2 separate regions of the Mus musculus genome follow, and region 1 is linked to region 2. Evidence: chromatin contacts called from ENCODE Hi-C or POLR2A ChIA-PET data. All regions are on one chromosome and are shown on one strand. The core of a region is the stretch at or near the end of the contact, and the rest is flanking DNA. Distances in the headings are between cores, read along the strand shown. Region 1 holds the start of Ano9 (anoctamin 9). Region 2 holds the start of Pkp3 (plakophilin 3).

The links. A loop is a pair of places that touch in the nucleus more often than their neighbours do. ChIA-PET counts read pairs that join two places held with the same protein, here RNA polymerase II (POLR2A).
Region 1: a map of left cerebral cortex shows a loop between it and region 2 (2.0-fold over the local background). The contact joins the promoter of Ano9 here to the promoter of Pkp3 in region 2. A Hi-C loop is called at or near these places in 2 of 37 maps with a recorded cell type or tissue (both left cerebral cortex). POLR2A ChIA-PET finds 5 or more read pairs at or near these places in 4 of 5 experiments (Patski and embryonic stem cell).

What each region holds. Positions count from the first base shown.
Region 1 is chr7:141,114,729-141,120,541 of GRCm38, forward strand. Ano9 (anoctamin 9) reads right to left here and starts at 3,078. Exons shown (of 24, transcript NM_178381.3): 1 at 2,986-3,078. The coding sequence starts at 2,991.
Region 2 is chr7:141,076,437-141,082,065 of GRCm38, forward strand. It overlaps Pkp3 (plakophilin 3), which reads left to right and starts at 3,333. Exons shown (of 13, transcript NM_019762.2): 1 at 3,333-3,665. The coding sequence starts at 3,434.

The DNA of each region.
Region 1 (5,813 bases), core at 1,828-4,327, 38 kb after region 2:
CACTTAGAGCTGCACCTGTGTCTCAACTTGAGAAGAAGGTGACACCCCAACCAACAAGAGAAGCGGCCAAGGGACCCTTATATCCCTGGCACCCTGCCTAGTAATCCACCCACCGCAAGGGCCCAGCAAGTGTCATGTGGGATGAATTGGTGAGTGAGATGAGCTTGACTTTCGATCGACCTGGGCAGATGTCCTCTGATGTCTCCCCTCTCCCATAAGCCACAATCTCTCCCATAAGCCACAGTCATCAGTGTGGGCCCAAAATGTTAGTGTGTAGAACATATTAGAGCACAGGCAAGACCTAGGTCAGAACCAGGAACCTGTAGGACTTTGGAATCCAAACTAGGGGGCACCCTGGGAAGAAGAGGCCATCCACAAAGTATACCTTTGAAGGCTGGGCTAAGAGGCTGTCTCTAGCCAGTCCCAAAATTATATCAGAAATCCCCTTAGAGATGTGTGCAGCTTTGGAACAGTTACCTGAAGCCTCCAGGGGCTGGAGACATCACTTCAGCCAGTGTAAGCTGAAGCCACTCTGGGCAGGACCACTATATATCTATCCATGGCAAAGCAATGCCTGTAAGCATCTATCTCAGTATTGCCCTTGGGGCGTTCATGATGGGACCAGCTCATGAAACTATCTTTACCTCCAGCCAAACAGCTTGCTCAGTGTTCCTGAAGTGCTCAAAACTCCTGGGTCCTAATCCACTGCATTCCACCTCCAGGTTGTGTGGGCTCCTGAAACTCCAGGATACCCAGGATAGGGACAAGGCTGTCCCCACACACTCAGCTGGGCCTTGGACCTAGACTTTCACCTTACCGTATACAGCCAGACTAGGGTTCAAGCACAGGCAGACACCCTGGCTCTGATGTGATTGGCCCCTCAGAGATTCAATTTCTTTCTAATAGAATCCAAGGATATCACTTCCGCAACAAAGAATCAGCCTGACACGGGCAGGAAAAGAGTGAAGAAAATCACCAGCCTGGCCACTAACGTTCCTGCCATTTTCCCCAGCCCTTGGCATCTCCAGTCCTACAGGCCATACACAATGGCCTAGGGCTCAAGGTTCAGGACTCAGGTAGGGCCCCTAGCTCTTCATTATGGACACAGGCCACCTCTTCAGTTTGTGGGCCATCAAATCTCCTAAGGAATCCTCCCTCCTGAGGGTCAGGGATGCAGGGAACCAGCGCAGGGCAGCCCTGCTCCCTGGTGCTCACCTCCGAGCTGCCTTCCCGGTCAGTGCAGACAGAAGAGACGCGTGCATACAGAGCATCCATCTCCAAACCGAGGCTGACCCACAGGTCACGGCACACATGCATGAAGGCGTGGACCTGGCTTCCCACCCCACTTGTCCTTTGGCCCACCTTGTCCCAAGATCATGTTTACCTCCCTTGCTAGTGCTCTGAGGCCTGTAACACTCTTCCAACAAGAGAAGCGGCCAGGGCACCCTTATGTCCTTGGCACCCTGCCTAGTAATACCTCCCCATATCCATCCCCAGACACTAAACTGGAAACTCTGTGTTCTCAGTGCTGAGCCCTGGAGGGTGGTGCATGGGTGGACACATATAGGGACCGGAGTCATGTTTACCTTGTGGGAGAGGTGGTCCCAATCTTTACCTCCTAAGGCAAAAGATGAACAAACTAGGGAAAAGATTGGGGCAGCATTTCTGGGAGAGAGACATGCATGTGTGTCAGTCCTGAGAGGCAGGCTGCACTTGGCAAGTTTATTCAGCTCTCAACCCCTTCAGGGACTCACTCCTTACCACCTCAGAAGACTCACAAGCTATGGATCTGAAGAACTTATGCCCGGACCAGGGAGATAGCTCGGCAGATAAAGGCACCTGCCACCAAGCCTCAGTTTGATCCCTAGGACCACGTGGTCAAAGGAGAGAACTGACTCTAGAGGCTTGTCTTCTGACCCTGCGCATGCAAGTCCCCACAGGACTCAGTCCTCAGCACCCCTGGGAACTGGGTAGTCACTACACCCGGTGACTTTGTCCTCAGCACTTCAACTTTGCAGGAGTATAAAGGGCAAGGAGAAAGCCACCAGGCGAGGCTAGACGTTTACAGTAGCCAGGTCAAGGAAGGTTTCTTGGACTTCGACAAAAGCTCTGGAGAGTCATGGAAGAAATTTAAACAGTAGAGGGCAGGCTCAGATCCACTAGGACCTGGGACCACCAAACCCTCTGTGTACCTAAACTTTAGGTCCTAAAGGCTCATGCTCTCTCTCCTTATACCACTAGCTTGAGAAAGAGGCTGGCAAGGGGATGGATATTGGAGCCAGGTTAAGGGTGTCTATGTGCTAACCTGAACACTCAGTTCCCAGAGCTGGGTCTGGAAGGCCTAGTGAGAGGACTGCATAAAAGCAGAGGGAGCAGCCACCCACACAGCCCACACCTGGAGGCCTGGTGCCTCCGTGGGAAGTTAGTTTCACTCTCTACCTCGCCCTTGCCTCCTCCCTGGAGATTAAGTGCTGGCCTCTGCCCCAGGTGACCATTTTGGTTGACAAAAGGGGACATAGTGCTTTCTAAAAGGTACCCCAAGAACACACACATCTTACCTTCTGGACTACACCTAGGCTCCAGGTCCAGTCTGCCTGGAGCAGGATCCAGAAAGTGTGGCACACAGCTACACAGGCCAGTCTAACCTGGTGCCCATAGTCCCTCCCCGTCAGTGGAAGTCACAGGTCTGAGTGTCCCACCACAGCATCTCTGTTCTCACCTTACATAGGTAAGTCTGGCAGAAAAACCCTACATCACATACCTATAGGATCCCAGTTCCTGGGATCTTCAGAATTCCAGAATAGGACTAGAAAGCTATTTCATCAATCGTGCCTCTTCCTTAGCCTGCCCCATAGTCAAGGATCCAACTCTAGCCAGCGTGCTCCCTGAGATGGCAGGTTGTTGGGAACTGCCCGCCACCAAGCCTTCAGGGAAGGATGACAGCTGTAGAGGCTGCAGGCATGTACCCTCAGAACCGAGGCTCACCTGCATGCTGGTGGCTGGTCCCTCGGTCAATGTGGGGCTCTGGATGCTGGCTGGCACTGGCAGGTGTGAGAGTGCCTGCGGGCTCCCGGTTGTTACCTGACTTCCTTGTGGATTTGCCCCGCCTACTCCTCTGATTGCTTGCCCAAGTATGCTGGGGAGGAGCCAGCAGCAAGCCCGCCAAGAAAATCCCTTCCAGTGTCCCGCCACCCCAACACCTTCTTCTCAAGGGTAAGGTGGAGCCCTCTCCTGGGTTTTCTATTCTCTTCCCTGCAGGGATGCCCTGGCTGCAAGGTAGAGTCCGTCTCACACACACACACACACACACACACACACACACACACACACACACACACACCCCGCTTCGAGAGAAAATGGCGACATGGACGGCCTTAATAGATAGGTACTCAGTACCACCTGTCCTTGAGACATCTGCAGAGTCCATTCCTGACCTTCCAAATGTACTGTCGACTCCACAGAGGAGAAAGAGGCAAAGGGATAGCAAGACAGAGTCCCAAAGGAACGGACTTCTCATTCCTGGGCTCCTGTGATGTCCTGAAGCCGGGGATCCTGAGACTGAGCCCTGCTGTGCAGCTGCACTGACAGCTGCTGCCGGAGAAGGCTATGGGCAGAATTAGAGTAACCAATGTGTGGGAGCAGCCTGAGGATGCTGAGGCTAGCAGGGGCAGGATGGTCTTCCTCAGGAAGGGCACATAGGGGCCCAATCTGAAAAGCACTGTGAAGCTGAAGATGCAGGAACAGGGTTGATAAGTCAGGGCAGGATCTCTAAAAGTATCTATCACAGGGTGGCTGGCAGCCAGGACACACCCAATGTCACCTGCTCAACACTGTGTCACTCTGTAACACTGTATATGACGTTCCTACAGTTCAGGCATTGACTTGGCATAGACTTGCTCAGGATTCTCAGATAAATGGCAGGCCTCTCCTTCAGCTTCAGGGCCCTAGAAGGCTCTAGGATTGAACTATAGCAGGTCGGGGGTGGGGGGGTGGGAAGAGGGGGAAATATCAAACTAGAGAGGGAAGAAGGGAAAGAGAGAGCCAGCAGTGTAACTATGTCTTAGTTGTCACCTGTCACCGTTCTATTTCTGTGAAGAGACACCATAACCAAGGCAACTCTTTTTTTTTTTTTAAAGATTTATTTGTTATATGTAAAGACACTGTCTTCAGGCACACCAGAAGAGGGCATCAGATCTCATTACAGATGGCTGTGAGCCACTATGTGGTTTGCTGGGATTTGAACTCAGAACCTTTGGAAGAGCAATCAGTACTCTTAATCACTGAGCCATCTCTCCAGCCCTCCAAGGCAACTCTTTCATAAAAGAAAGTATTTAACTGGGGGCTTGCTTACAGCTTTAGAGGTTTAGTCCATTATCATTATGGCAGGAAGCATGGCACTGGTACAGTACGTGAGAGCTACATCCTGATCTCAAGGCAGAAAGAGAGAGAGAGAGATCGATCCAACAAGGCCACACCTTCTAATCCTTCCAATCCTGTTAGAGTTCCAATCCCTTGATAGCTAAGCATTTAAATAAATGACTATAAGGGGGCCTTTCCTATTTAAACCGCCACACTGTGTAAGTAAAAAAACCAAACTAGAAGGGTGTACTAGCATATGGGCGACAAATGGAGTTGGTAGTGACTGACACACATTTCTGTATTTTCTCCTCTAGGAAGAAGTCTGGGGCTGGATGCTGAAGCATAAATATCAGGGGTCCAGATTTTCCTTTCTGTGTGTCACCACCTTCACTTGGTCCTTACTCCTTTTGTTACATTATCTTAAAAGGCAGCTGCTGAGAGATAGGGGCCAGAAAGACAGGCTTGGTCTGCCCTTGAGTGGGGCCACGTTTATTCACAGCAAGGGGGGCATCTTGTCACCTACACAGGTGGATGGCCAAAGAGCCTATGGAGGGAGATGAGAGGTAGTTCCTTATAGGACTGGAGATATGTCTGTTGTCTGCAAGGGAAGCTGGGAAGTGTAGTCCTTCAGCAGGAAACTATTACTCCTCTCTTCCAAGATGGCTGCTCAACAGCATTACATCCACACTCCAGAACAACAAGGGGGAATAGAGTGCGCCCCACCCTTCACATATCTAATCACGTAACCATACCATAGGGCAAGGAAGCTTGGGGAATGTGATTCTTTTTTCTAAGGAAGAAAGTAGGACCCTTGTACTTAGCATCTTCAACCTACAGTCTCAAATACCCAGTAAAAAAAATCAGCAAGGCTTGAATCCAAGCTAAGACCCAAACTACAGCTGGATGTCTGTCCAGGACACCTGCTCCCCTCTCCCATCCTCTCTGTTTCTTTCTTCTTTCATTGTGTGAGACAAAATGCCATTTAAATTTCTATATAGCCCACAATAGCCCAGAACTTGCAGTGTTCCTCCTGCCTTGGCTTCCTGAACTCTGGGATTGCAACTTGGTAGGAACACAAGTTTTAGTGGATGGAATAAACTATGTTTACCCAGATTTTTCATGTTATTGAAAATCTAGATGGTATGCAGTTTGGGATACAAAAGAGATCTCTCTATATATGTATCTCTTTATTATTTTGAAATTTCCCTCTCAGAACAGTTATAGGAGGTGAAGTTAATGGACACCATCAGAAAGAGTGCTGAGGCTGTTGGCCAGTCTTGGGGATTGGCATCTAAAATGCCTGGCTCAACTTCTCTCCAGATAGGGACATAAGACCAGCTCCAGCTGTACTCCCTTCCCAGAATGTGGACCCTTCCACAAGATAAGCAAGGCAGAGTGAGAACCTATCTCTAAAAACAAAATAAACAGAATTGTGCTTTGGAGCTGGAGTTCAA
Region 2 (5,629 bases), core at 2,083-4,582:
TCCTTCTCTACAAAGGCTAACACACACACACACACACACACACACACACACACACTCACACTCACACTCACACATACACACACGCACTTGCTCATGAGCACAAGCACAAGTTGCTCTTTGGTGCTTAGTTCTGCTGTGGTCTCTCTGCCACAAACTGGCCACTACCCCACATTGCTCTCCTTGCTGCAGTGTCCAGGGGGGAATGCTTATGAAGAAGTCCTGGGTGTCACGCCACAGAAGCCTCCTTCCGAAGTTCCTGGTGCACACAATAAGGTGACCTTGACCAGTGAATGGATTAATGTGGATGGACTGATGGGCAGGTGGACATGTCCCCACACGTGTTGGTGACCTGGACTGGCACTCCTCAGCTGCCTTCCACCCGCAGGGTGTAAGTCTGAGGTTGGACCATGGCTAGTGATAGTAAAAAACCAGCCCACCCGTGGGTCCAGGATGGGGTCGGGGGCTGCAATGCCTGGGAACACGTCTGGAGTGACTCCCATGGAGCAAGTCTGAGCAGGCTATGAGAAAGAGGTGGCCTTTGGGCAGACATGATGATGACTCTCAGACTTCTGGACATTACCGGTACGAGGATGTACACTGCCGGTCTCCGGCCCAGCCAGTTCATCAACTCACACCAAAGCAGTGCTGACATCACCCTGCCCCTTAGGCTTCATGACCATCAGGAGCCTCCTTAACCTGTCTGTGCCCTGGCATGCTCATGACATCTGCGTCTGAGAGACTCTGCTGTTAATGTCCTAACGCTCTCCTCCTAGGCATTCAACGTCCACTCCTTAGTAAGCCCATCCCTTACCCTTGTACCATGCACAAGCTCCCAGCCCTCGGGCTCCCTCTCAGTGCCCCTCCCCCAGCTCTTTCCTCAAGTGCTGCCCACAAGCAGAATCTCCCACTCCTCTTCCATTGAGAAACCTTCAAGCCCCCCCCTACACCCTCTCCCAATTGACACTCCTCTCTGGGAGGTGACAGTCACTAGGAGGGTGAGAGAGTGGATGACAGCCCATCAACAGCTTTACTCACTCTTCGTGATCCCGAGTTCCAGGTTCCAAGCCTGATTACATCAGAGGTTCAACCATCCATCTCTCAGTTCCTTGAGTAAGCATTCTTCACGCATCAGACCACCTCCTCCTGGAAGACCCGCTGCACCCTTCCCATCCTCCCTCCGAGAAGACAGAGAGACAGAGACGTTGAAGGGACACTGGTCACAAGGGTCACAGGAGTCACAGGGGTCAGCCACAGCTCCAAACTCGGGGCGGAGAGCCACAAGAAGACTCAATGAGCGTTAACTGACACCAAAGCCATACAGCCATTAAAGGAAATGCCCAGAGTCCAGGCTTTTTAGGGATGCTGAGACTGAGGCCTGTGGTCTGATGTGAGAAGTGGATACAGCTCTTGGTCCCCATGTCCTTATGGAGGCTGTTCACAGCTGTGACCACAGCCCTCTGCCAAGCCCATCCCCAAAACTGACTCTGGCCTTCCATCCAGGTACCGTGAACGCGGTGTCCTCATGCCCACCAGGTGCCTCCTTACCTGGCTACGACCACACCTGAGCCCCTGGCAGCCCTGTGTAATTATGGGTCTCCACTTTGCACTCTCCTCGAACCCTTGCCCCCCTCTACTCCCAAGCCTGGCTGCTGTAGGGCTCTGGGTGGACCTAGCGCATGCAGGGCGGGACTCTTCAGACCAGGCGTGTGCCTCCAGGCCGCACGGCGCCGCACAAACTTGTCTCCCAGGATTTTTCCACACGAAACACGTCTCCCAGGGAAGCAACCGGTCTGATGAGATGGGTGTGCAACGTTCCCACCCCACCCTCGGGTGCCCCCACGGTACCATCTCCAAACAGAGGCTGTTGCCCACAGAAGCTGGGCCCTGATGGAGCCCACCGCAGGATCTCGGACCCGGATGGAGCCCAGAAGGAATTGTCCTACAGCAGGGACCTCCAGAATGAGCCAGGGAGCCAGTGGGGGCCAGACCAGCGGCAAGGTAGGTTGCCCAGCCCCTGCCTCCAGCCACAACCAGTAGATCCCCGCCAGATTCTATCCTGGGGGTAGGGGGCTTCACCCTCGGTGCTCTCTCCCCAGCAATCTCTGACCTCTGACCTCTGACTCCCATCCTCTAGCCCTTCCTACTCATCCTGATCCTGTCCTGGATGCTGTCATTCTCTGAGCACTCTCCGTTTCCAGGACTCTGCGCCTAGTCACCCTCTGTTAATGTCTTTAAGAGTCCAGGACTCTTAAAGGGCCTGGTGTGGGACAGAGAGCTCAGGCTGAGCCCAGGGACTAGATTTTAGAAAAGTACAGCCCTTAGGATAGAGACCCAGGAATACTTAAGGGAAGTCCCAGGGAACGTGAGGCAACTTGTTCCCATACGCCAACTTTCCTAGTTTTGTCTTTTAACCTTCCCAATCTACCTAGATGGCCGGCCTAACTCACAGCATGCTAGCCTACCTGACAGGGGTGCTTGGGAGACCTTCTAGGAACAAGCTTTGGTGCCCCTCACTTCCAGTCTCCCCGCTTTCTCTAGCCCAGCTCTCCCCCCAAACCTCCTGGCCCCCCAGCCTGGCAGGTGCTGACATGAGCCTAGGCCCCTCTGAGTCAACCCCCTGGGGCAGCCCCGCCTGCCAGCCATGACTCAGATGTTGGGAACGGGGCCTCCCACCCCAGGCCTGGGGGGCAGAAGCTGGGGAGAGATGCCAGAGAGGGCCAAGCAGCCCTTCTGAAGCCTCTGTACAGGTAGAGGCTGGGGTGAGTTTCCAGATTCGCAGGTCAGGGGGTGGACATATGTCTACCTCACTGGGCTCTCTTATTGAGTTGTCAGGCCCAGGTTTAGGGCCATCATGGTACTGCTCTTGACCCTAAAACTCTAGCACTCAAGTTCTTTATCCTCTATCCGGACTCTGTAAACCTGAAACTGTGTCTGGATGCCAACCCTGCTGGGACCTCAACAAGCCTGGGTCCAGCTGTCTTGGAAGCTGCTTGGTCTTTGGTACTCTAGAGCTCCCAACCCCCCAGGCTGGGACATTCCTTCTCATATGGCTTGTAGTGACAGGCTCCCACAGGCTCCCTGCCCTACTCTCAAACTGAGAACGCTGGCACCCATGGGGTTTGGTCTGGACTTGGAAGACTGAGAGCAAGTAGAACCCACGTTCCTGTGGCCCTGGGACAGGAGGAAAGGGAAGGCCAGGCGACTTGAGGACACGCAGGGCCAGTTCTTCCGCCCAAATTCCACCTTAAGCAGGCAGAGGCCCCTCCCTCCCACCTGGCCCAGGTGTCCCCGCCCCCAGCCAAGCTCTGGGCTGGGCGGGCGGGCGGGCGTCTGTCTATGAGAGCCAGCCAGGAAGAGACTCTGGAACCGGGCCTCGAGGGACAAGACCGGGAGAGGCCCAGGACAGGTGGGCTGGCTAGTCGCCCCTGTCACTATGCAGGAAGGTAACTTCCTGCTGTCTGCCCTGCAGCCTGAGACTGGTGTTTGCTCCCTGGCTCTGCCTTCGGACCTACAGCTGGATCGCCGGGGTGCGGAGGGACCGGAGGCTGATCGACTTAGAGCTGCCAGAGTCCAGGAGCAAGTCCGAGCCCGCCTCCTGCAGCTGGGCCAGCAGTCGCGGCACAATGGGTCTGCTGAGCTTGATGGCTCCGCGGAGAGCGCCAGAGGTAGGCCAACTTTGGGTATGGTAGGCGACAGAGGGTAATGAAGTTGGTAGTGGTGACAGTGGCCGGTGGAGGTGGCCAGGGCAGGAGTGGTGGTGCCAGGGGCAGAAGCCGTCCAAGCTCGGGGTTCAGGCTTTGACTCACCTTACAGAGGCCTGTTCTGAGTCACTGCCCCGCCCCAGCAGGCATAGGGAGTAGCCTGGGTGGGGCATCTCTCCTTCCCCAGCCGGGACAGGGGTCCTGGGGCTGGGCCTACCCACTCCCTAAGTTGGAAAGACTTGGAGGCACAAGGTGAGCAGCCAGGCCCACCTGTCGGCAAACCCCCAAACACATTCCCTCCCAGCACCACAGAACACAGGCATACTTGAGGTCTCAGAGAGGCCAGAGTGCCTCCTGACCAAATGGTAACAGCATGTGAGAGAGGGGTGATCCTGGATAGAGCCCAGGTCTGTCTGGAGCAGGGGCTCCCTGAGGAATTGCAGAACTGGGCCTACCAGGAGTGACCCAGATACACTTCATGAGAATAGCCCAAAGGGTACTCCTCAGGGGCAGTGTGTGTGTGTGTGTGTGTGTGTGTGTGTGTGTCTGTGTCTGTGTCTTTGTGTGTGTTAGAGGGTCACTCAGACAGGCTGGGCTCAAGGCAGTCACTCCAGAAACATCCTTTCCATACCTGCCAGGCTACAACAACAGGAATTAAATTTAGCCAGTACAATGAACCTCTGTTCGGAGGTCCAGCCCTCAGTTCTCAGTGGTCCCATGATGTCTGGCCAGAAGGAGAGGGTTGTCTGGCAGAAGGGCAGGTCAGGAGCTGGATTGCTGCCTAAAATCTGAGCCTAAGTCTTTCTGGAGCCAAGTTGATGCCCAGGGGTCATGGGGTGGGGGAGGGTACACGGAGGGGTTAATTATCACTTGGCTACCCTGCCAATTAGGGGGAGGAGGATAGTAATTTGAGGGTGGGCGTAAGGTCCCCAGGCTGGGGTGTGCCCCCTAGGCTGGCCCTCACTAGCGTCAAAGGGTTAACAGCCCCTGCCCAGAAGCCTCATTAACCTGGGTGGATCTGGGGAACATCAGACTGTCCTCCCCCTGAGCTGAATGGGAAGGAGCGAAGGAAGGCCCCTTCCCCACACCAATACTGACCTCTGTAGCAGGTGCTCTGCTCAAAGGAGTGCTTCCCAAACCCAGAGGAGCCTTGGCAAAGGCTGAGTCCACCCAAAGCCTGCCACTGTCACCATCAACTCTTGGATGATGTTTCCTGTGTGGCCTCAACTCTGCCTCGCCTACCCTGCACCATTCTCTCTGTTCATTCTGTTGCCTGGTGGTTGTTTTGTTTGTTTTGTTTTATTTTGTTTTTTAAAGATTTACTTATTTTATGTATGTACACACTGTAGCCGTCTTCAGACACATCAGAAGAGGGCATCAGATCCCATTACAGATGGCTGGGAGTCACCATGTGGTTGCTGGGAATTGAACTCAGAACCTCTGGAAGAGCAGTCAGAGTTCTTAACCACTGAGCCATCTCTCCAGCCCCAGTTACCTGTTTTCTATAGACCCATGTGATGCTCTTTCACCTCCTTCTCCCCTACCAATGCAGTCATCCACCTGTCATTCCAAACTTCTGACCAGACCCTAACCATACCCCAACCTCCATCTTTCTGTCTACTGACCACAGAGCTGGACTGTCTCCCTGTCCTCAACTATGTGCAGCTGGATGGGGTAGGTGTGGTGCCTGCCTTGGGCTCTACCAGGTGGTTCTACCAGTGCCGATCTGAGCAGACTGAGCCAGAGAGACTGTATCCTTGGCCTGTACAATGTCACTCCCTCGTGACTGTAGTACAGACACAGTCTGGGCACAAGAGGAGCTCACGGTGGGTTTAAGCAGGTTGAGCTGGCTTCCTGGAAGGGCCAGATGCTGTGCTCTGCCAGGGATCTGGGCAGCTAATGGAGACCCTGGCATCTTCTCCAGGCAG